Regions from separate parts of the Mus musculus genome. Here regions 1 and 3 are each linked to region 2. Evidence: chromatin loops called from intact Hi-C (ENCODE). Cell type or tissue: left cerebral cortex. All regions are shown on one strand. Region 1 has its middle 10 kb from the start of Gpr61. Region 2 holds the start of Tmem167b (transmembrane protein 167B). Region 3 overlaps Elapor1 (endosome-lysosome associated apoptosis and autophagy regulator 1).

Region 1 (8,000 bases), 400 kb before region 2:
GCTGTCTCCATCCTCAATTCACACATAATAATTGTATGTTTTCACAAGGCACAATTGTATGCAATGTGTTGCTGGATCAGAGTAATTAACATCACTTCACACTTGTATCACTTATTTCTTTTACATATTTTTACTTTATGTATATAAGTGGGATATTTTGTTGTTGTTGGGGGGCGGGATTGTCTGTTTTTTCAAGACATGGTTTCTCTGTGTAGCCCTGGCTGTCCTGGAACTCACTCTGTAGACCAGGCTGGCCTCGAACTCAGAGAACAGCCTGCCACTGCTTCCTGAGTGCTGGGATTAAAGGCATGCGCCACCACTGTCTGGATGTATATGGGTGCTTTGCCTGTGTTTATGCTTGTGTAGCACATGAATGCCTGGTACCTAGGGAGGTCAGAAGTAAGTATCTGACCCCCTGGAACTAAAGTAAAGGATGGTTGTGAGCTACGGGTCCTTATGTAGCTCAGGCTGATTTTGAACTCCTATTCCTTGTAGTTCAGCTTCCTAAGAACCAGGATTGCAGCCTTACATCTCCATGCTCAATTCTGTGGGTTATTCTTGGAAGAGTCCATTAGTTTCCGACCACAGTGGCCATGCTGTGCTGTAGGAGATTAGAAACTCCTTCTGGGAGTGATGCTGACTGTAAGTGATGGAAGGAAGCTGAGGAGGAGTTGGTGGTTCAGGAGAAAGGCACAGGCTTAGCAAATCATGGAGAACGCTGAGTGCAAAAACATATCAGGGGGGCTGGAGAGATGGCTCAGTGGTTTCTGCTCTTCCAGCAGTCCTGAGTTCAATTCCCAGCAACTACATGGTGGCTCATAACCATCTATGCTGGACTCTGATGTCCTCTTCTGGCATGCAGGTGTATATGCAGATAGAGCACTCATATGCATAATACATACATATATATGTACACACACATATCAAGTCTGGGCAATGATGGTACATACCTTTAGTCCCAGCACTCTGGAGGCAGAGGCAGGTGAATTTCTGTGAGTTTGGAGCCAGCCAGGTCCACAGAGCAAGTTCCACAACACCAGGGCTACAAAGAGAAATCCTGTCTCAAAAAACCAAAAACAAAACAAAAAAACCCAGAACCTTTGCATGCTGCCTCATTCGCTGCCTTGAGTTCACATGAGCATTGACTCTGTTATGTAGATCTTGATTCCTTGGGGTCCTCCATCCTCTCTCGTTCTTACATTCTTTCTGCTCCCAGGATTCCCTGAGTCCCGAGGGAAGAGATTTGATGGAGACTTCTGTTGCGGGCTGAGTATTTCAAGGTACCTCACTCTCTGTATATTGTCTGGCTGTGTGTCTCTGAATTTGTTCCTATAACCTTCTCTGATGATGGCTAAGTAAGGCACTGATCTATGAGCAGAGCAAAATGTCACTGGGAGTTGTTTGCTACATTCTTTTAATAGAGCAGTAGCACTTGGCTTTACCTTAGGCCCCTAAGCTATCTAGTCTCAGGTTCTTGGTTCCCCCAAACAGTGTCAGGTGTGGGTTGGCTATCTCCAATTGATAATTACTTGCAAATGAAAATTTAATTTCCTCTAAGGGAGTCTCCCTGGGGGAACAAACTACTCTGGCTGTGTGTCCAGCAGTACTGGCCAGCAGAGAACAAATTCAGCGGCAGCTTTGGTGGTCCCTTGTTCCATAATGTAATGTCAGAGATTTTTGTTTCTTAAACTTCTCCGTCTCTCTGTCTCTTCCTCTCACTCTACAGGTCCTTTGCGTATCTTCTGTGGCTACCAGTTTGGTGTTTTTAAGGGATTCCTGAGTGTGTAAGTGGGTCTCCACATCTGTATCTATTTTTTATGAGTTTTCTTGGACTCATTCCTTTAGTTTGTTTGTTTTGTCCTATTCTGATGTGTTTGATTATATTGTATTATATTATATTGTATTATATATATATAGTACATAGTGTTTTCTAATGAGAGACAGAAAGGGGATAGAACCAGATGAAGGGATGTGGGGATGAACTGGGAGGAGTAGAGGGAAGGGAAACTGTAATCAGGATGAATTGTATTAAAAACAAACGTATTTTCAATAAAGGAAAAAAATATCAGGAACCCTGAATGGATATACACCCTTGTAATCTTAGCACTCAAGAGGCTGAGGCAGGAGGATCATGAATTCAAGGTTAGCTTATGCTACATTTGAGACTGTCTCAAAGAAAGGAAAGATCTGAGACAATGGCTCGGGTTAAAGCGCTTATGGTGCAGGCAAGAGGATGTGAGCCTGATCCCCAGAATTCACGTAAAGATAGCAATAGTGATAGCAGGTGCATGCAACTCTAGTACAGGGAGGCAGAGACAGGGTCCCCAGGGCTTTTTGGAGCAGCTAGTCTAGCCTAAAGGGTAAGTTCTTATGAGAGACCCTGTCTCAAAAGAGATGTAAGGCGTTTCCAAAGATGACACCCACACTTGCTCTGTGGCCTCCACATGGGTGCACAGACATATGCACATGCCCTAGTCATCATGACCACTCACACACAGATACAGGGACATGCACACAAACACACACACACACAGAGAGAGAGAGAGAGAGAGAGAGAGAGAGAGAGAAAGAGAGAGAGAGAGGCAGAGAAGGAAGGAAGAAGGAAGGAAGGAAGGAAGGAAGGAAGGAAGGAAGGAAGATGAAGAAAAGAAATTATCAAGATGTCCATCTTGAGTCGTTCACTTGACAGGAAAATAATTTGCATGTAGGAAAGAAGGGAGAATAGAAGGGAGAATAGACAGGCAGCTCTATGGGGTTGCAGGGGTCTTGTGAGCCTGGCTGAGGGGTCACACTTGGACATCAACACAGCAAAATGTTGTGGTCAGGGAAACCAGGGTCTATCCCCAGTGATCTTTGAGAGTCAACAGTTAAATATGACTGAACCTACAAGTTCCAGAGAAAAGGGAGCTAAACTAAACACTTTGGCTTTTCCTTGTGTTTTGAGACCAGAGAGAGGAGCATAAAGTGTGTATGTCATGAAGGAGCTAGGATGTAGGACCGATGGAAAAGGAAGGCCAGAGGGAACACAGAGAACCGGCCAGGCCAGAGGGGAGCAGACACGGAGATCAATGCTCCTCTGATTTCCAGTGGAGTCTTTAGAACTTAGGCCAGGTAACTGTGTGCAGGCTGCGTGTCTGATCTTTGGGGAGGAAATGAAAAGGGACAGAGGAGCAGTTTGGATACCAGAAACCCCCCCATTTAGGTTCCTGACGTCCTAAAACGCTGCCCAGGCTGACCCATGGGGGTGTGGCACCCAAGGCCAGCTTCCGATGCCCAACTGAAGACCAACTTTAGCCTTGGCCTATGAACAAAGAGCTGGGCTGATTTCCCCTCTGGAAAGAACCAAACCAGCCCTGGGTGTCATCTTGGAGCCACTTCTGCTCTATGTCTCTGGGGGAAAACTGTTCAAGTGTCTTGTGGTTAGCCCAACCCAACCAGGCCCAAGTGTGCACAAGGGAAAGCTAATTCTTTCCTCTCCAAGCTGGCCACCACCTCATGGTCTTTCTCCTTAGCAACTCTTCGTTCGTCCTAGTTCTCTCCCTGTACTTCTGGAATACCCACGATCAGAAAGAACCATGCCTTACTTGGCTCTCATGCCCATCTGACCACACTCCGAGACCGTTAACTCTGATCGGCTCCTTTGGGATTGAGAGATGTCTTGTGAGTGCCCCCTCAGAGTGCGTGATAAAGAGTGCTATGTAGAATCTGTCTTTCTTACAGTTTGGCTTTTAGGAATAATCTAGAGAGCGTCTACAGCTTCATACTGAGGCAGGGGGACCCTGGATAAGAAGGCTCAAGATGGGAAAAGAGAACCAACCAATCTGAGAGGTTTCAGGGCCCTCCGCCTGCACTGGTACATTTTAGCCACAGGAGGGCAGTGTTGGCCACAGAGCTCTGAAGAGTTACTGCAGTGTCTTGCTACACAGCTTCTCTTTGCCAACCCCACACCTGCTTTCTTTATCCTGGGGGCTTGTGGTCTCTTGGGCACCTTTCCACATGGCTGCAGTCTCGGCTGTGAAGGGTGGGCAGGAGGGACAGATCTCCCAAGAGAAAAGGCTGTGGCGGGTTTGATGAACTGATGTCCCCGCAGCTCCCCTGTGTGGACAGGTTAGCTTCCGTAAGCCTCGGCTTCTGATGAATAGTTGAATCGAGACTGCTGGCCGGGGAATGTCGTTTCCTGTGTGCATTTTGATCTGAGCCAACAGCTATGGTCTTTGGGTAGCTCCTGGCGGGCTCCATCTGTGGCCCTGACGCTTCAAAGGCTCACTGCCTGGGCAGGTGGGATAGAAGATGAACGAAACTGGACACTTTGGTCTCTCCAAATGGGTCTCTTCTTGGAATCACAGCCAGACAGAAAGAGTGCCCAGGAGTCGGGGATGGCCCAAGAAAGGGATAAACATAATCAATTGGGTCTGATCGGTTTGTGTTTGAAGTTTCAAATGGTGCTAGGGCTGGCTGGCAATGTATACTCTTCAACCCAGGCTACCCCTAAAAACCACGGGGCCATATTGACTTGCTCTGAATTAGAGGCTGCAGAAATCCCAGGCCCCTCCCTCCAGAGCCTTCTTGGGGATCCTAAAATACCCCCTCCTCTTCTTCTGACTTTGCTCTCAGCTCCCCCAGTACTTAGAGAGCACAGCTCACTGGCCTGTTCAGCCCTCAAGGCAGCCCCGCCCACACACCCCTGCTCTTGCCTTGTGCCCTTCTGACCCCAACCATTCTCTTCCTGGTCCTGAAATTACACACCAGGCCCCTGGAGAGTCTCTGTGGCACCTCAGCTTCCCTAGTGGGGCATCTGATCCCACGCTTGGGGGCTGACCCTCCGAGCACAGAGCACAAGGCGTGGCCTGGTTCTTTTCCCTAAGCTTCCCGTTCTTTGGACTGACTGCCCCATTTTCTCGCCTTTTCTGCCTTTCTTATTTGGCTCTTTTGTTTCCCTCCTTCCTCCCTCCTCCTCTCTGGCTCCAGGCTTTGGGTCAGCTCTCCACTCTCCTCCTGTCTCTGCTTGAATGTACACCTTTTACTTCCTCCCCTGCACTGAGCACACTGAAGCGCTGGTCCCTGCCTCCCTGGATGAGGGAAGGAATAGCAGAGGGAGGCTGGGCCAGCGGCCAGACTTGCCTTTAGCCTCTGGCTTGGGTATCTGGGACCTGTGTCTGGGAGAGTCCTCGACAGAGCCTCAGGCCTATGGAGCTGGCGGGGACCAGGGTTGAAGACCACTGCACCAAGTGACTGCAAGCAGAGAATAGGATATGACAGCAAGCAAGGGGAAGCCATCTCTCTCTCTCTCTTTCTCTCTCTCTCTCTCTCTCTCTCTCTCACACACACACACACACACACGAGAGAGAGAGAGAGAGAGAGAGAGAGAAGGGGAGGGAGGGAGGGAGGGAGAGAGAGAGAGAGAGAGAGAGAGAGAGAGAGAGAGAGAGAGAGAGAGAGAGATTCTGTAGCCTCTACTTCTGCCTCCCTAGACAGAATTCTGGGCCAGAAACCCTCTCAATGGCCACTGGAGGGCCCTGTCTATTCCTCCAGGGTGCAGATGCAGGGGCCCAGGTGGCTGCCAGCAAAATGCAGCTGGGGACTGGAGTGGAAGCTGCACCCTCAGGAAACAGGCCACACTTTCACCCCAGCCAGTTCCCGGCCTAATTAGAGACCGGAACGGCATTGATCGTCCCTGGGCTCATTATGTCACAGCTGGGGAACAGCTGGCCAGTCTTTTCCAGGCCATTAGCTGCGCCATGAAGTGGAGAAAAGGCGGGGGGGGGGGGGGGGGGGGGGAGTGAGCGAGCAGGATCAATACCCTGTCTGTGTGTGGGGGAAACAGCTTGGTGGCTGCCTCCCCTGGCTCTCTGGGCTGTGTTTCTCTCAAAGGCTGCCTCCTGCGCACAAGCTTCGAGTTCACACGTGGAAACCCAGCTCTAACCATCTGGGAGCTTGGTGAGTGAGATAGACACACTTTGGGGCCAGTGCTGGCCCAGTTCTGGGGACCATTCCAACCTTCTCTCCCAGGGTAATGGGAGGGGAAAGACTCGTATTACCTACCCAGTCTCAAAGGGGACCTTAAAAGTCCAGGTCCTCTCCACTCCTGCAGCAAGATGACACCCAAGGCAGCTGCTTCTCTTGGCCCCTGGCCACTTCAGTGTGCCCCTGGGCTCAGTTGGGTTTGGTTTCCTGTGAGATGGGGAAATGACAGCTCTTCTGATCCTTAGGGAATAGGGGTGATGGAAGGAAGAGATGACAGCTCTCCCCTGCCCCCCACACCCCGTCCCTGGCCTGAGGCTCAGCTGGGTGACACCTGAGGCAAGCTACCTGACCCCAGGAGTTCGAGGGAGCCCAGAATTGCTTAGTAAACTGACTCTTTACTTTCAGAGTTTTAAAGTGTCAAACCTGGGGTGGGGGTGGGGGGAAACCTCTGAAAAATCATGGGCTTCTCTCTCATTTGATTTAGTGAGAGATGGTGAGGCTGAGTGTTGAGCTCTGCCGTGCCTGCCTGAGTCGTCTTCTGTCAGATGCTCCTTCCGGGCCTCAGCCACCCCTCGCAAGCATCCCACATTGAGTTTTCACGGAGCCCTGAGGTCTCCCAGGCTCATGTCCTCGAGTTTCTGGCAGAGGTGGGAGAGGAGTGTTCGCTTTTGCCCTTCTTCCCACACAGCACGGCCATGAGAAACCGCGAGAGTCCCTAGGCCTCTCAGAGCCCCAGCTGCTGCAGTGCCAGACAGCGGTTCTGCCCCTGTGAACAGAGGCCAGCTACATACAACCTCCTCTGCTCTCCGGACTGCTAGGACAGCCCCTGCAGAGTCCGTCGTGAATGAAGCACAGACAGGCAGACAGACAGACAGACAGTGGTCTGAATTCTAGACTTGAACTCTATCCAGCTGAGTTCCAGCCCTTAGAAACCAGTACTTGGCTCTAAGTAGAAGCACATGGAAGGGAAGGGCACTGGGAATGTGTGTTACAGATGAGGAGGCTGTGTCCCTGGGAAGAGGCTTTGCTCAAGGTGAGATCTTCTCCACCAAATCAGAAAACACCCCCTACCCTCATCCCCACCCCTACCCTTGCTCCCAGTCCCCAACCTCTGCTCAGGGCTCTTAGAACAGTGATGAGATCTAGGACTGTCACGGGCATGTTGGTTACACCACCAGAGTCATCTATCAGATGAACTTCAGTAATGGAAAGGAGCAGTGACTACCTAAGAGGCTTAGCAGAGACCACTGGGCTCCACTCTGTCTGACGGTGAGCCATCTGTCTGTCTGCAGTCAAGCAGTGCTCAGGGCAGACAGAGTCTGGGGATAACTTTACCTCAGCTAAACTCCCTCTAGCCAGGCACACAGGAATAGACTAGAAACCAGGGTTGCTCTTCCTTCTAACATTGGGAGAGAAGGGGTTGTCTACAGGAGATAGATGCTGACATAGCAACAGGACCAGGGAGCAGGGAGCACGTAAGTGGGGCTTCCTGGGGCCACTGGCATCTTTGTTTCCTGTGTGCACAGGATGCTAATCTCTGTTTTCTTCTCTTGGACTCAGAACAGGGAGGGAAGGAGTGACAGCCTCAGCATCAGGGACTTAGATGTTGAATCCCTGTGGTTCAAGCTGGAATATGAGGGCTGGGGAGCAAGGGATGGCTGGAGCAGCTGGAGCAGGAGCCCCAGAACAGGGTATTTCAGGGACTAAGATCTAGCAGTGGAAGTCTTGTGATTGAAAAACAGAGCGCTGAGAATCAAGGACACCAGAGAGAGCCCCCTCTCCAAGCAGAGAAGGGGTCCAGGAAGGGGAACAAAGGGAGACAAAGATGCCTGTGGGGAGGAACATGGCTAAAGTCCCCAGTTTGTTCCCTTGGTGGCCTATGGCAAATCCTAGGCCAGATCAGGGCAAGTTCTGATGTGTAAGAAGTCCGCCACCACGGCCTTGAGGCTTACATGAAGGAATGTGGGGGAAAGGCTTTTACAAGGGTTCAGACCTCAGCAGTGATTTTCATTCTGTCTGCCAGTGGGTGGGAGGCA
Region 2 (8,000 bases):
GGACCTGAGTCAAAATCCCAGAAATCACGTAAAATATGGCTATTGTAATACAAACCTGTGCTCTCAGTACTTGTAGGCTAAGTAGGCAGGACAAGTTCCAGAAGCTCACAGCTCAGCTAGCCAAGTGTACACAGCAGCAACCACACAATTACAACACACCACAAACACACTCATATAGTAAACATGAGTCCAAATATCACCCTGGTCCTACGCCTTCTATTCTAGAACCACAAAAATCTTTAGCCAAGATTTTCAGATCTGCATCTGTTGGTAAAGCATATGTTCAGGCGGATCATAAACGTTAGTGGAAATTCCGAAAGTTAAATCTCATACGGCTACACTGTTGCTATACTCCGTTGCTGAGAAGTAGCTACGTATGTTCTCTCTCTGCATGCAGATAAGGCCTTACCTTTGTAGAATACACCCCACACTCCCTTCTTCTCCGACAGCAGCCAGGTTTTGAGACGAGGTACTTTCTTGAAGTAGGCACAGGTGCAAACAAAGAGCAAACCAAACACCAGGATCCCATCCAAGGAGTACACTGTCACAAAGAGAAGGAGAGAGAGTCTTTGATGCTGCTGTGCCTGAGGAGGTGATGCTGCCCAGACTGCAGTGCTGAGGCCACCTCAACGGCAGGGCCAACGGTAAACAGGAAGGGTCCATGATCTTGGCACTGTTTCCCCAACCTGCTTGTAAAAAGCCCCTTTATCACTCCACTCCCCCGCCCTCACTACAAACTAGAAGACACACGTGTATTTGTGTGGCACTCTTGGAAGTAACTGAGGCTAGTACTCGGCTAGTCCTCGGAGTCTGAGCATACAGATTTACATATGTTCTTGATATAAATCACTCATCTGATGCAGGAAAGCTCAGTCTTTAGCCAAGATTTTCAGATCTGCATCTGTTGGTAAAGCATATGTTACGGCGGACCATAAACGTTAGTGGAAATTCCAAGAGTTAAACCTCATATGGCTACACTTTTGCTATACTCCGTTGCTATTTCAAGTACAGTACAGTTAACAAATCATATTCTTGCCAGGACAAAAGATGGGCACAAAATGGAAGACAGGAAGCACTGGTGTCCATGAGGCAGAACGATGCACCCCTGGAACACTGGTGTTAGCTAAGTGCAGCCCAAGTTACAAAGGGGAAAGGGAGCCCATATCCTGCTTCTGCTCCACACAGCGTCCTGCTGTGTAGGCAGGGCTGGCCTTAAACTTGTGGTCTGCCTGCCTCCTCCTACTCAACGCTCGGCTTAGAGGCATGCCAAATACAACCTGCAAAGCCCACTCTCAAAACAACAAAACAAAAATGTATCTGATGCTTAGGTGACACAGAAAGCTCTTAGTTCTGCTTCTTACATGTGATACCCAGGTAAGCAAAATGAATTACATAAAGGCAGATTTTATTCAGTAATCAACTGTGCCAGAATATTTTATTTCCTAGTTTACACTATGTCTTCCTCCGTTCCTTCTTTAACTTTGTGTACTATGGTAAGACTGACTACCCAGAAAGCTTCAAATGGATATTATATACAATCAGGGTCTTTGTCGGTTCCCGCCAGTTCTGGACTATACTGACTTCTTCCAGTGAAACTATTTCACAGCTAGTTCCAGTATATCAGTCAGCTCACAGACAGTTTCTATGGATGCCTTTATGTCTTGCTCTTTTACTCCTATAAGTTAAGAGACAATGCCAAAATTCACAAGGAAATGACATTTCAGTCTTCAGTGTCACGTCTATGGAAGTCTATGAGAAATACTTTCCCGAGCCTCTCCAATCATAGTACCTAGAAAAGGCTTTCTTATTTCCGTTCCTGTAAGACTGACTATAAAGGTCTTAATTCATGCTCTAGAACCTGAAAATCATGACTATAAAATTGTTTGAAGCAATCTGGAAAAATTACAAGTGCTCCATCACTAATAAAAGGCGGCTTCTAAATCCACCCTTTGCGGTATTAGCCAGAAGCTCCAGATGGAGCCACCCAACTAGGACTTTAGTCAAACGAATGAAGGCTTTTTTTGGTGTCTTTTAAATTAACAAAATAAACAAACAAACAAAAAACTTTGGGGGTTGTCTACAATCACCTCCCCCGCAAACGGTGGGATTTGATACCATTACTAAGTCCTTTCAACCAGCTTACTGTCAGAAAGTATGAGACCTTAGGGAACTGGATAACAGCTTCTCTCCCCTGGGGACTAACAACATAATTCTATAGTGAACGACCTCCCCAGCGGCCAGAACCAACTTCTAGGAAAGAAAAGAGAGTAAAGGGTGATAACGAAAAGTCAGGTGTGGCACTAGGGTACCTTGATGGGCTTGAGAAAAGAGAAACTGCAAGGAGCATCCCAGACAGGAGTTAGGGGCTCCCCAAGGTCCAGGGGGGCCGGGCTGGGAGGGGGCGGGGGGAACGGCCACGTCAGTCTAGCCCCGCCCGCCACGTTTGGTCCCAGTCCTCTACCGCCACCCTCCGCTCGGGCCCCCAGCTCTCACCGTTCGTCATGGCGGTAGTGCCCGGCTGGGGTGAGGGGTCCGGGTTCAGCTGTGGCGGCTGCAAATGCGGGGGAACCCGGCTCCCACTTGACACTTCCCGATCCGGGCCGTGGTGACGGGGAACGAGCCGTAGTACGCAAGCGCGAGAGCCGAGCGAGAGAAACGCCGAACTCAATCAGGCATAATTAGCTGATCGTCGAGCCAAAGCCTCGCCCTGCCTGCGTAGCGTCTGCGTCCCTACGTAGTGGGAGGAGAGCGTGTTGGGCGAGGCTTCCTTTGTGGTCATGGCAACCGGAAGTCCGCCTGCTTGCTCCTGTCTAATTAGACCGACTGGACCCAGACAGTGTGTTTGAAAAATAAAGGCTGTAGGGATTGCTCTGTGACACATGTTCAGTGTGCCAGAACATGTCGTTCCCCGTTGTATCTACTTGAGAACAAAACTTAGGGTTCCAGTGATTCATGACCAAGAAACAAAAGAAAGCCATCCCGTTTCCTCCAACTTATTTAGGTGACAACTGGTAGTGAAATCAGGTACAGTTCCAAGAGAAAACACTTGGGAACCAGGCTATAATGCGAAGCAATTGCACGTAAGGTGGCGCACGTGTGTATACTACAGCAGGGTCACTGTATCTTACCATACCAAGCTGAAAACGTCACCACTGTCAGGATAGTTGGACCGTTCTTGGGGACACGGCTTGTTTGTTTTGTTTTGTTTTGTTTGTTTGTTTTGCTTCTATGCTCTGCAGCAGTAATATGTGCTGTAATATCTGAAACCCGACGAGAGTTTGAGTGCTGAGGGGGATACCACAGTAGTTGCTCGGACTCCTGGGACAGCCCTTGTTAGGTGGCTTCTTGCGGAAATCTAGCCAAGCTGCCTCTGACTTTCGTAAACGGAATAAGAAACTATAACAAAAGCCACATGCTTCCGATCCTAAAGCTTTCGGTTGTCAGAAGCATTCAGACAGCTTCCTGTTTGTTAGAATGACTTTCTTTTCCTTAAATTACCAGGATAGTTTCCTTTATCTGCAGAGTTTAAGTCATGCTGGCCTCACCTCTTCAGAAATGTACCCTGGCTTCTCTGAAGATGTTTTGACTAGATGATGACAGTCTAATGGTGGGCTGGCGTGCAGGGAACAAAGCTTTAGGTTCTGCTTTGTAAACTGGGACCTTCAATTATAGACAGCTGGGTCTGCTTTTCTAGAGTCTGACTGAAAGTGCTGCACTCAGAAACCTAAGAATTCTGTCCATTCCTGCTACAGTGCCATCTGCTGGCTGTGAACCGCCTGGTTACCTAGAACAAAACTGTCAGAAGACTTGGAATGGACAGTCAAGAGGAGGAAACCACTAGTAGAGTAGCCACAGTGTTTGATGTAGGAAAGAGTACTTGAGCCGGGCAGTGATGGCACACGCCTTTAATCCCAGCACTTGGGAGGCAGAGGCAGGCGGATTTCTGAGTTCGAGGCCAGCCTGGTCTACAGAGTGAGTTCCAGGACAGCTAGGGCTATACAGAGAAACCCTGTCTTGAAAAACCAGAAGAAGAAAAAAAAGAGTCATTGAAAAAAATATACTCAAATTAAGAAATTACAGCATCAAAAACCAAAAGATATATAGAAAAACCCTAACATAATCACTAATATAATCACTTGGATTACATATGTGTGTATACACACAGGACATTCCACAAAGCAAGACAGGACTGCAGAGATGGCTTAGTGGTTGACAGCATTTGCTTCTCTTGTTAAGACCTTCGTTAGGTTTCCAGCATCCAAGTGATGGCTCACAACGATATGTTCCTCTGGTTCCAGGAGATCCTGTTGTAGAAATAATAATAAAAATTGTTCCTCACACTTAGAGATGAAGGCAAAGATCTGTACTAAAGTGCCTGGCTGACTGTGGTTAATGCCTAAATTAGAGTCAGCCTTGACAGGATTGTACTAACTGGTAGCTTCAGTATGCTTGGCCCAGGGAGTGGCACTATTAGGAGGTGTGGCCTTGTTGGAGGAAGTGTGTTACTGTAGGGTGGGCTTTTAGACCCTTTCTCCTGGCTGTAGTCAGATCAAGATACAGAGCCCTCAGCTCCTCCAGAGCCATGCCTGCCTGGACAACTGCCATGCTTCCAACCATGATGATAGTGGACTGAACCTCTGAACCTCTAAGCCAGCACCTTTGTAAGAGTTGCCTTGGCCGTGGTGTCTCTTCACAGCAATGGAAACTCTAAGACACTAACTCATATACACATTGGCTTATACACTTCACAAGCATGCATTTCACAAACACTGTCATCTTGGGTCCCAGTCCCAAAGTACACTTCAATCAATTCTGTCTAATGGCAGATATGATCTAATGTGTGCTGGTCATTCCTGATGAATAAACATTTATATCCTAGCATCCAAAACTTCATTTATCTAACAGAGCTGGTTAGCATGCTACTTACCTTTAATTATTTTGGAGGCAAAAGTAGCTAAATTCTACTTGTGTGAAGGAAATCTATCATTAAGTCCTCTATAACATTAATTTTATTACTTTGAGTTTCTTCTACATGGGCCCCACACTGCTGTTCTGGACTCTGTGGGCACACAAGCAGGCTTGTGGTACACAAATATACACACAGACAAACCACTCACACATACATAAAAATAAAACAGGCTGAGCTGGGGGAATGTCAAGTTGGAAACCAACTTGGGTGGGTGGGTGGGTGAGTGAGTGAGTGAGTTTCAGATCAGCCTTTGCCATGTAGTGAGACTTCATTTCAATAAAACAAGGGCCAGAGATGTGGCTCAGCCATAGAACACATGCCTAATGGGTTCAAAGTTCTGCGTTCAATCCTCAGTAGTGTCAAAGAAAAGAAAGGCATTCCTCCCATTCTTAGAAGTTATTTCTCGCTTTTTCTTAATACATCTGTAAACAAAATCCATTTTTCTCATTGCTAACTCCATTGGTAACCCATTCTGCTCCACGGCTTGCAAATATCACTTTTCTTTTGCATTTCTTTATTCTGTGTGTTTTTCTGTGTGTACGTGTGTGTGTGTGTACATGTAGAGATAAGAAGACGGCTCAAAGAAGTGAGTTTTCTCCTTCTACCACGAGGGGCCTGGGGACCAAACTCACGTTGTTAGGTTTAGAAGCAAGCCTCCTTCCCTTCTGAGCCATTTTACTAGCCACATTGGTCTCTTTGATAGAAAATTTGTAATTTGATATCCTATTTAGCATGAAAGATTTATATATTCTAAAAACTATGTTCAATAAAAATATTTTGGGAAAGTACTACTGTTGAGTTTGCTGGAAGCCTTGTCTCTTGCCAGAGATGGGCGTTAATCCAGGAGTTAAGGTGCCAGGAGCTCAGTGGATCAGTGGCTTCAGGCTGTTCTCTCTTGAATTTGAAAAAAGAAACTCATAGCCCACAGAGAGTGAGTTTAAAAGTTTTATCAGAGGAAGCTTAAGAGAAAGAAGGCAGAGCTCCTGGACAGCAGGGCCAAACACCAAGAAGTGGGGTACCTGCCATCAAGCTGATAGCCTGGAGGATTTTAATCACAGCTAAAACTAAGATAAGATGTTGGGGAGAGAGTGGTCACTTCAGTTGGCCCACACATGAAGTATTCAGGAATTTCCTCCTGGTTTCATGTAGGTACTCAAGCATAGTTTACAAAGCAGGAGATTCATTTAAGAGAAGAGCCTTAATGTGGAAAAAAAACTACTTGCTCTAGGTGACTGTTGTGGTTTGAATAAGAATGGCCCTCGTAGGCTCCTGTACTTGAATGCTTAGTCAATAAGGAGTGATACTGTTTGAGAAGGATTAGAAGGTGTGGCCTTGTTGGAGGAAGTGTGTCACTGGGGGGTGGGCTTTGAGATTTAAAAAGCTGCCCCACCGGCAGGCACAGTCTCTCTCTGAGTCTATGGATCAGGGCATATCTCTTAGTTCGCTAACCTTTGCCTGCCTGCCATCATGCTCCCTCCACCAGACTTCCCGACATGATGAGGATGAACAAAGATTTTGAAACTGTAAGCAAAGCCCCAATTACATGCTTTTCCTTTGTAAGAGTTGCTATGGTCATGTCTCTTCATAGCGATAGAATAATGACTTAGGCAGGTTCTTACCCTCATAATAACTAACTAGTTTCTATCTCCTTGCCAGCTGGACATGGTGGCTCATGTCTGTAGTCCCAGCACTTGGGAGACAGATAATGCAGTCTTTGTGAATTCAGTACCAGTTTGGTCTCGTGTATGTATGTCAGGCCCAAATTCCCCAAACTCCAAAAGGCAACTCAAATATCTAGAGATGAGCTCAGTCTGGACTATGCATGGTAAAAGCCAGCATTCCTTGGGACCTTGTGAAGCCGGCTACTGTCTATCAATAGGAGTCATCTCCTAGCAATCAAAGCACATGAAGGCCTCCAGGCCCCCTCAGTACCTGTTAGATAGTTCAAAGTCCATCCTAGCATCCGAGCTCTTCTCACTTCTTCCATTACTCTAAACTTCCTCTAGTTCATGGGCTTGCTTCCCTCCTGACAGCTACTTATCCTTCTTGAAATGCAGCATTTTTCACTATTCTCCCCTTAGGTTCCTGCTCCTGCTATCTCAAGATGCTTTCTTTACTTTCTCCCACATCCCTAGCCCTGGCCTTGTCCAGTCTACTACTTTCTCTCTCTTCTCTGGACTCTTCCAGATGCCTCTGGCTGTTCTGTCTCTCATATCTACAATAAAAACTTCCCATACCATGAAGCAACTGTGTTGTCAGTTTATACATATATATCTATTTCTACTGTATAAGTGTATACATACATATTGATTTCTCCCATATAAGTATTACATTAAAGCCAGGAAGTGGTGGAGCATGGCTTTAATCCCAGCACTTGGGAGGCACAGGCAGGCAGATTTCTGAGTTCGAGACCAGCCTGGTCTACAAAGTGAGTTCCAGGACAGCCAGGGCTATACAGAGGAACCCTGTCTTGAAAAAACAAAACAAAACAAAACAAAACAAAACAAAACAAAACAAAACAAAACGGTATTTACCAATAAGGCGTGGTGGTGCATGCCTTAATCCAGCACTCAGGAGGCAGAGGCAGGTGGATCTCTGTGAATTTGAGGCCAGCCTGGTCTACAAAGTGAGTGGAGGAAACCCTGTCTCAAAATCAAACAAACAGGGTCTGGAGAGATAGCTCGGTGGTCAAGAACACTGACTGCTCTTCTAGAGGTCCTGAGTTCAATTCCTACGAACCACACAGTGGCTCACAACCATCTGTAATGAGATCCAATGCACTCTTCTGGTGGGTCTGAAGACAGCTACAGTATACTCATATAAATAAAAAGTTAAATAAATCTTTTTTAAAAAATCAATCAAACAAACAAAGTATTTACCAGGATCCATGGCATGCTGAGGGCTTGCTAGATTTTGCAGGCAAAATTAAGACCCTGCCTGCCAAGAGAATAAAACATACTGGGTAAGACAGATGAATAAGCAAATTTAAGAATATACATTATATATATGACATTATTTTTTATTCTGTAGA
Region 3 (8,000 bases), 97 kb before region 2:
GTGGAGTCAACATGGGGCGATTTGAGCATGAATGGACTCAGGTTCTCCTTAACAGACAGGGAGGGTACAAACTTTGGTCCTTATGTGGAGAGAGTAGAGACCAGGGAAATCTAATCAAGGGGGGCAATGCCCTGGCCTAAGAAAGAAAAGGCTAGCACAGACTGGGACCTCCCTCGGGGAAGGGAAGATCATGGCAGATCCTCCATCTTTCTCCCTGAGCCAGTGCACAATGGCCCCAGGAATATGCAAAACGCTCATGTCAAGTTACAGCCAGCTTTTACTGGGATGACTGGGTAGCCTTAGACCTCAATCTTGTTCAGGCTTGACAAGTAGGAGGTGGATTGTGGGGCGGGGTGGGAGGGGAGGGCGATTTTGTGGAAGAGTGTGAGGTTGCTTTAGCCTGGTCTTTCATACTCACCTAAAAAAGAAGACTATGTCCGGAATTCCCGAGGTCTCTGGGTGAAAAAGTTCAACTGGGGAGACGATTCCTTCCAAGGTCATGTCTGTTGACACTCCTGTCAAACCAGAGCTCCCATTAGTTCTTGCTCATAGTGTTAGCTGGTAACTACCTCAATGCTTTCAAAGCCTGTCAACAACCAACCTTTATTCCATCATATTACGGAGTGGCTCATGCAAAAGTGATGCCAGGGGCACATGGAATGAAATTGGAAAATGATCAGGAAGTTGGACCCCTCACATGGGGCCATGTATCTTCCAGCCACCAGCCTCATATTTGGTAACACACACACACACACACACACACAGAGAGAGAGAGAGAGAGAGAGAGAGAGAGAGAGAGAGAGAGACATAAAAACACACACAGGCACACAGAAATCCACACAAATACAAACACAAATACACACAGAGATATACATATACAGAGGCGTGCACACAGACAGAGATGCAAACAGAGACACACACGTACACACAGAAAGAAACACACACAGACACACATGCAAACACAGATACACATAAATACACACAGAGACACACAAACCCACACACAGAGACACACAGAGACACCTACATAAACATAAACACAAACACACAGAGAGACACATACACATATACACAAACAGACACACAGAAACACATACATAGATATACACATACACAAAGAGATGCACATACACTGAGAGAGGCACACAGACACACACACACACACACACACTCAAGCAAGCCTAGGGTAGCTGGCTTACTCACCAACAAGTCGGTCAGCAAGGCTGACGGGCTGTGAGGACACCCCGGCCTTGTAGCCCATCACCTCAGAGGGGATGATGACAACCTGGCAGACATAGGCTGTGACGGACTTAGAGAAGCCGGCCTCACCATCAGGGATCCGGAGGTCAGTGACATTGTCTGTGCACACAGCCATTTTTTTCCCCTGGTAGGGCACACGTGGAAGAAAGCAAATGATCACAGAAGAGTCCCAAAAGGAACAGGGGACATTCCCCATTCCCCCACATCTAAACGATAAGCGTCACCATCCTGTGTTGCAGTAGAGTGATGCTCACAAGAAGACTGAAGTGGGAAGAGGCGGGAGTGGAGGAGAAGGTAAAGATTTGTCCCAGTTTCTAGACACTGGCCTTGTACTTCCCTGTGGTCACCTCGACTGTGCTGGTAGCAGCTGCTTTGGCCTTCTAACCAACAGGTCAAGGGTCCTTATGTATCTGCATGCATCCTCTAGACAGAAGCTGAGCTATGCAACTGAGCCCCGAGGCCAATGGCATTTACTGGAACATTAGGGCTGGGGTTTGCTCCCTTCTTGTTTCCCTTGGGGCTGTGGTTCTGCTGTCTTGGAAGCACTGTATGGACCGACTCCCAGGGGTTCAAACAGAGGAACCCAGTAGAACTAATGATTGCCCTGCTTCATCCCCCCTCCCCAAATACGTGGGATTGCTAGGTACTTAAGGACTCCTAAGTCTGGGTAGTCTTTAGGTTTTGGGAGAATGAACCTAGGGCCTTACGCCTGCCAAAGTGTTCCGGCCTCTCAACTGTTCGCTCTTCTCTCAGCCTCTCCCTTTCTATTTTGTAAAAGAGCGACATAAAACAAAGCAAACTGTGTGCTGAGAAGGAAACTGGCTTCTCCGCTCTGGCTTTTTTTTTTTTTTTTTTTTTTTTTTTTTTGAGATAGTTGCCCTGTAGAGCCTGACCTCAAATACCAGATCCTCCTGCCTCAACCGTCTGAGGGCAGGGATTGTTTCTGTGCCACCCTGCCTGGCACGTCTGGTCTTTACTAACCTTGCAGTGACCAGCCGTGGAGATGAGTGTATACCTTGTACTTGGGAGGCTGAGGCAGGAATAGAAAGACCCCCCCACCCCCACCCCAATTTCCCAGGTTACTTCTTCTAGCTCCCTGAGGGAGGCTGGCTTCAACTATTTAAACCTCTTTAATTCTCTCCTTCCCTGGATGCCTCAGAGATTCTGTGTGTTTTTGTTTGTTTGTTGTTTTTTCTTTGTTTGTGTTGGTTTTTTGTTTGTGTTTTTGTTTTGCCTTTTTATTTTTCTCCACTTCCCAGTGCACACACACTGCTAGCTCACACAGCTTGCTTACCTGGTTTCCACAGAGACTCAGGGTGAAATGATGAAAATACTTCAGCCCCTTCGAGGTGAAGCTCGGCACCCCTGCCAGAGAGACGGTGCCTGCCAGAGCTGAGAAGTTGTAGTTGAAAATCCTGCTGGGGGTGTTTCGGGAGAAGGTGCAGTCGTTGTAGCAGAGAGAGTGGATCTGAGGGGGAGAGGATCCAGTCAGTGGCCAGTCTCAGGCTTTGAGAGCTGCAGTGGAGTAGCGGGCCCCCCCCCCCCCCACAGCTTGTGCCAGCCGGGAGGAAATGAAAGAGGAGGAAGGAAGGACTGAGGTACATTAGATGGAGTGAAGCGGACCCCTAAAGGATCTACCTTGCTATTGATTATTGGCACACATAAGATGAACATGTCTGAAGTGGTGGCCATCATGAAAGACTGACAGAGGCACCAGTGTGCAGACGCTTAAAAGGACACCCCTTGGATACACAAAGGACTTTTACAAGGACATCTGCCCGGGAACTGTCCACTCAGCCTTGGACTGATGCCGCTCTCGTGTTAATCATGGTGGCCAGTGATCCCTGTTCCAATACGGCCAACACACTTTTCATTCATGTCCGCTCAATGTCCCCTTGTCTCAGTCTTTGAATAGATCTATGATTTACTGTGGCACATGTATTCCACTTCAGGACTCTGAGGTTCCCGTGCCAGTATTCACAGGGGGATCTCTGTCTGATTTTGTTTTTAATAGGGCTAGGGACCAAACCTAGAGCCTTGTGCAGGCTGGGCATGTGCTCTGTGACCAACCCTGTCTTTCAAGCAGAAGACAGCAGAGCCTTAACTGAAATAAGGGCTTCTGAGTGGCAAGAAAGAGGCTTCTATTCTTCCCCGCCTATGCGGCGCACACATGCCCACTTCAAACACACTGAAACTTCCTTCCTTTTGCTGGAGTTCTCTGTAGGAAACCCAACTATGGAAGGAACTTTGTTTCCTGGTCCTTGTGTCAGAGACCCCAGTCAGAGGCAGGCAGTCTGACATACTGCCATTCTCCCCTTGCCCCACCAGCAGAGGGCGCTCCAGGGAAAGACTATGAAGAACGTCTCAGGTGAACCCTAAGACAGTGAGTGGTCTTCAACCTTCCTACTGCTGTGGCCCTTTAAGATCCTTTAAGACACCAAACCATAAAATTATCTTGATTGCTACCTCATGACTGTAATGTTGCTACTATTAGAAATTGTCACGTGAATATCTGATATGCAGGATATCTGGCATGCCACTCCCACTCAACAGTTGGAGAACCACTGCCCTAAAAAATTTTCAGGGGTCTGTACAATGAATGTACACCCTTTGCAGATAAATAGAGCAAGACTATATAGTGTTTGAGGTTGGTCTGGACTACATGGGACCTGGTCTCATAAATACATAAATAAATTTAAATAAATGAATAACATCTTATAGGTGTCTTTCTGGTGTGAGCAGTCAAAATACAAATTAATTCTAAATGTTAACAACTATCTAAGAGCCTTTCTTCATATGTACTTTGTTTGGGGTTTTATCTTTTTGTTTGTTTGTTTGTTTGTTTGTTTGTTTTGGAGACAGGGTCTCATGAGTTCTATGCTGATCTCAAACTTGCTGTGTAGGACAAGAGTAACCTTGAGCTCCTGACTTCCTCTCCTCTACCTCCCAAGTGAGGGATTACTGATAGGAGCCACCATGTACATGTATGCGCATGGATGCAAAACTACTTGGGGGCAGTGTCACTGTTGGGCCACACTAGATTCTTCTATCCGTAGAGCTGAGAAGCCCCTTGGATGGATGGCAGCAATGCTGATTAACTGTAGGTACCAGCAAAGGTTGGCTCACCTTCCTAAAACAGAGGGGGCAGATTACTGTGCTAATGAGCTAAACATGGGCCACAGACCCCCACTACTTCTTCCCTTCAGGTCTTTGCACAGATGCCAAACCTCTGGACCACAGGGTCACTGATCTCCACCAACTGAAAATGTGACTTGCCTGCTACAGAGGGAAGACAAGACCTCCTGCTATGGACTCACCACCCACAGACACCTCCTGGTTAGTGTCCTCCACAACAACCTGAGTGTGGGGCTGGGGGTGGGGGTGTTTAAGGGGGGCCATATGGGTTTCAGCCCCTGGAGAATTCCACTTAGAACCCGGCACCTTGTTATTCTTGGTCCCTGGACCACAGGGCACACAGGCCTGTGCACCGTAAGGCTGGTGAGCTTTCAGGATGGTGTTAGAGGGACAGAGGTGGCAGGTCCCAGAATCCCGGTTGATGTAATGGCCAGCAGGACAAGAGGTGCAGGAGGAGCCCAAATCAGAGGCTTCTAGGGCACAGGGACGGCAGTAGGAGGCCACGCCCCCCATGACGTTGGTGACATTGATTGAGTAGATCTTGGCGACATCATTAGTATACTTCCTGCCCTGGAGATGAGGGAACAAAAGCAGAGAAAGGAGAGGCCTGAAGCAGCAGCAGCCATAGGAAGAGCAGAGTTTATTTTCACTTTACTTGTGCATGTACACGTGTGTACGTGTGTACATGTGTATATGTGTATGTGAATGTACATGCACATATGTAAGTATGCATGTAGAAGCCAGATGTGGATATCAGACGTTCCTTTCATCACTCTCCATCTCATTTTTTGAGACAGGGTCTCTCACTGAACTAATTGTCTCATGTCCTGGCTTTTACATGGATGCTAGAGATCAAACCCAGGTCCTCGGGCTCCATGGCAACAGCTGGTACTGACTGAACCACTAGAAGCATCTTTCTCACTTTATTTCATGGTGGCTCTTTGTATGAAAATTAAAGATGAACGATACTAAAAATAGAGAGCTAGGTGGTGGTGGTGTGCACCTTTAATCCCAGCCCTTGGGAGGCAGAGGCAGGTGGAGCTCTACACAGAGAAACCCTGTCTCAAAAAACCAAAAGTTAAGTAAATAAGTAAGTAAGTAAATAAATAAATAGTTTAACTTTAAAAAGAACAATGGCTTTTAAGGTATATTTTGTGTAATTAACAAGACTAACCCATTTTAAGTTCCATGTTATGCGCCATGGGGAATTTATAGGAAATTCTAATATATGGGGGGGGGTCTTTGTCAAAGAAAAAAGAAAAAAAATCCACGTACTTAAAAAGAAATCAAAATTAGGACTGGGTGTGGTCTTACTACCCTAGAATCCCAGCACTCAGGGGCAGAGGCAGGAGGATCGCAAGGTGGAAGACAACCAGCCTGGATTAGAATGGCCTGTCTCTAAAAGCCAGGGACTGAGGAGTGGGGATGAAAATATAGACTTAGTATACATAAGGGATGCAGAGAGGGGCAGAGATAGACATAGAAACAAAGAATGCACACTCTCCAAGATAGTAATTGGGTTATCTCTGGGTAACAGGTTTATGGGTGATTTGGTTTTTTGTTTGTTTGTTTGTTGAGACAGGGCCCACTTTACAGCCCAGGTTGATTTGTTTTCTGCAGTACATCTGTTTGGTTTTGTTTTTTTTTTTTTGTTTTTTTTTTGTTTTTTGAGTTAAGAAAATAAAGCAAAGCTTTTCATCTTAGCTCTGGGAAAGCTAAGGCATGAGGATTACAGGTTCTAGGTCAGCCTGGGTTACAGACCAAGACCCTGTCTCAAAAATGAAAGAAAAACAGAGTGATTATTTTTAAAAATAGCTATATGTCTGGCTTCACTTGTGGTAGAGACTGTAAGGGGAAGTCATTTAGAAAAGGCTCAAGCCCTCAGAGGCCATGCTTAGCATTCCTGCTTGGCTCCTGCAGATTATGAACTCAGAAGCCAGCATGAGCTCACAGCAGGAGCCCTGTGGTCACAGTCTGCACCAGGGACAGGAGGGACAGGAGGGACAGGAGGGACGGGAGGGAGGGGAGGGAAGGGAGGGATGGGAGGGACGGGAGGGACGGGAGGGAGGGGAGGGACTCACTGTTTCATGAAGGGTGGTCCTCTGGAAGGCCCATGTGAAGCTCACAGTAGCATTCTCTTCGATGGTGTAGGTATAGGACTGCTTGCCTTTGGTGCCCTTCCACGTCTCCACAGGAGTATTGGTCCTGGAATTCATGCCCTGAGCCCAGGGGAGGCAAGTGAGGAAGGCGGGATTGCTTCGTGAGGCAATCACTATGCTGTGGGCTAACACACTGGTCAGACCTGTGTTAAGTACTAGGGAGTCCCTGGCAGTCCCTCTAGGCTCTTGATCCGTGGGATCACCATGATGGGTGTCCAGTATACTGCCTCACTGCTGGGCCATGCTGGACCAACCCTCCCATGGAAGCCCCCATCTGGCTAGGAGAAGAAACCTACCACCATGAAGTAGAGCTCACAGTTCACAGAGCAGATGGTCTCGAAGACAAATGTGATCCTGGCCACCTCTTTGTTCTCTGTGTCTGCCACCACTGACTGTGGAGGTCTGTGAGAGAAACACTGAAAGTCATCTCAGAGGCCAGGAAGTGCAATTCGGAGGGTCTAGACAACAGAAAGGGTTAGCTGTGGGTTTGGGGGACCTAGATAAGGCGTTTGTTGGAAAGAAGTGGGAACTAAGTCCAATTACGCCACCCAAGCTATATGACCTTGACCTAGCTCCGTCAGCTACCGAGTGGAGGTGATAAATGTCTTCTTTATCTCTCATTATAGTATTGATATCCACCAGTACACCATGTGTGAGTGTGCTTTATAACAGGGACAGGTCTGCTCAATCTTCTGGCCTAATCTTCAGCTGGTAAAAATGAACTAACTGTATATGAGCTGGAGCGATGGCTCAGTGGTTTAGAGCTGTTGCTGCTCTTGCCAAGGACCCAGGTTCAATTCCCAGAACCTATATGGTGGCTCACAACCATACATAGCTCCAGTCCCAAGGGATCCAATAGGCACACACACGGTGCATATACATATCCATGTAAAACATGCATACTCACAAAGTAAAAGAAATAAGTCTAATAAATAAATGCACAAAAAGTGAAATGCAAAGGGGACTGTGGCCCTGTTTTTACGTCTCTTTTTAACTCTCTCGGCTAGTGTGGAGAGGAAGGATTCAAGCGGCCTGTCAGAAGCCAGCAGGGGCAATACTGTGTGAGCGGAATATTTAGTTATTTTTCTCATTGCTGTGACAAAATGCCTGATGAAAAGCAACTTAAGAAGAAGGGTTTGTTTATTTGGCTCATGGGCTGAGGGGTAAAGCCCACTTGCTGGGGAAGTGTGGCCTCTGGAGCATGAGGTGGCTCAAAATCCAAGATAGATCTTTCTCCTTAGTCAGTCCTCTCTGGTAATGCCCTTCCTGACATACCTAGAGATATGTCTCCTGGGTGATTTCAAATCTCATCAAGTTGACATTCAAACTAATCTACCCTGGGGTGTGGAGTGGGGGATGGGGGCAGGGCTCCGGAGAGACTGCTCAGAGATTGGGGACACTGGCTGGCTGCTCTTGCAGAGTACTGGGATTTGATTCCTAGCACCC

What was found. A loop is a pair of places that touch in the nucleus more often than their neighbours do. Peaks named below come from ENCODE experiments on the same cell type or tissue, not always from the same donor. Only the 100,000 strongest peaks of a DNase experiment are listed, where the experiment ranks them.
Region 1: it touches region 2 in a loop (4-fold over the local background); 2 of 42 quality-filtered maps call a loop at or near these places.
Region 3: a loop joins it to region 2, with 2.0 times the contacts of the local background. A loop is called at or near these places in 5 of 42 quality-filtered maps.

The regions. Positions count from the first base shown.
Region 1 is chr3:108,161,033-108,169,032 of GRCm38, forward strand. No RefSeq gene overlaps it. Among named protein-coding and RNA genes, the nearest start is that of Gpr61, 10 kb to the left of the region's middle. In left cerebral cortex, CTCF peaks have their summits at 3,867 (motif pointing right), 4,070 and 5,504 (motif pointing right); DNase peaks (open chromatin) are centred at 3,883 and 5,619; H3K4me3 peaks cover 338 bases; H3K27ac peaks cover 1,136 bases.
Region 2 is chr3:108,559,778-108,567,777 of GRCm38, forward strand. It overlaps Tmem167b (transmembrane protein 167B), which reads right to left and starts at 2,689. Exons shown (of 3, transcript NM_026198.2): 1 at 2,494-2,689; 2 at 410-541. The coding sequence starts at 2,503. In left cerebral cortex, CTCF peaks have their summits at 3,045 and 3,747 (motif pointing left); DNase peaks (open chromatin) are centred at 978, 1,193, 2,694, 3,385 and 1 more place; H3K4me3 peaks cover 2,233 bases; H3K27ac peaks cover 2,449 bases.
Region 3 is chr3:108,463,052-108,471,051 of GRCm38, forward strand. Elapor1 (endosome-lysosome associated apoptosis and autophagy regulator 1) reads right to left here. Exons shown (of 22, transcript NM_001346518.1): 12 at 6,851-6,956; 13 at 6,477-6,614; 14 at 4,702-4,965; 15 at 2,555-2,728; 16 at 1,204-1,384; 17 at 419-515. Among named protein-coding and RNA genes, the nearest start is that of Sars, 22 kb to the left of the region's middle. In left cerebral cortex, a CTCF peak has its summit at 3,597 (motif pointing right); DNase peaks (open chromatin) are centred at 3,249 and 3,572.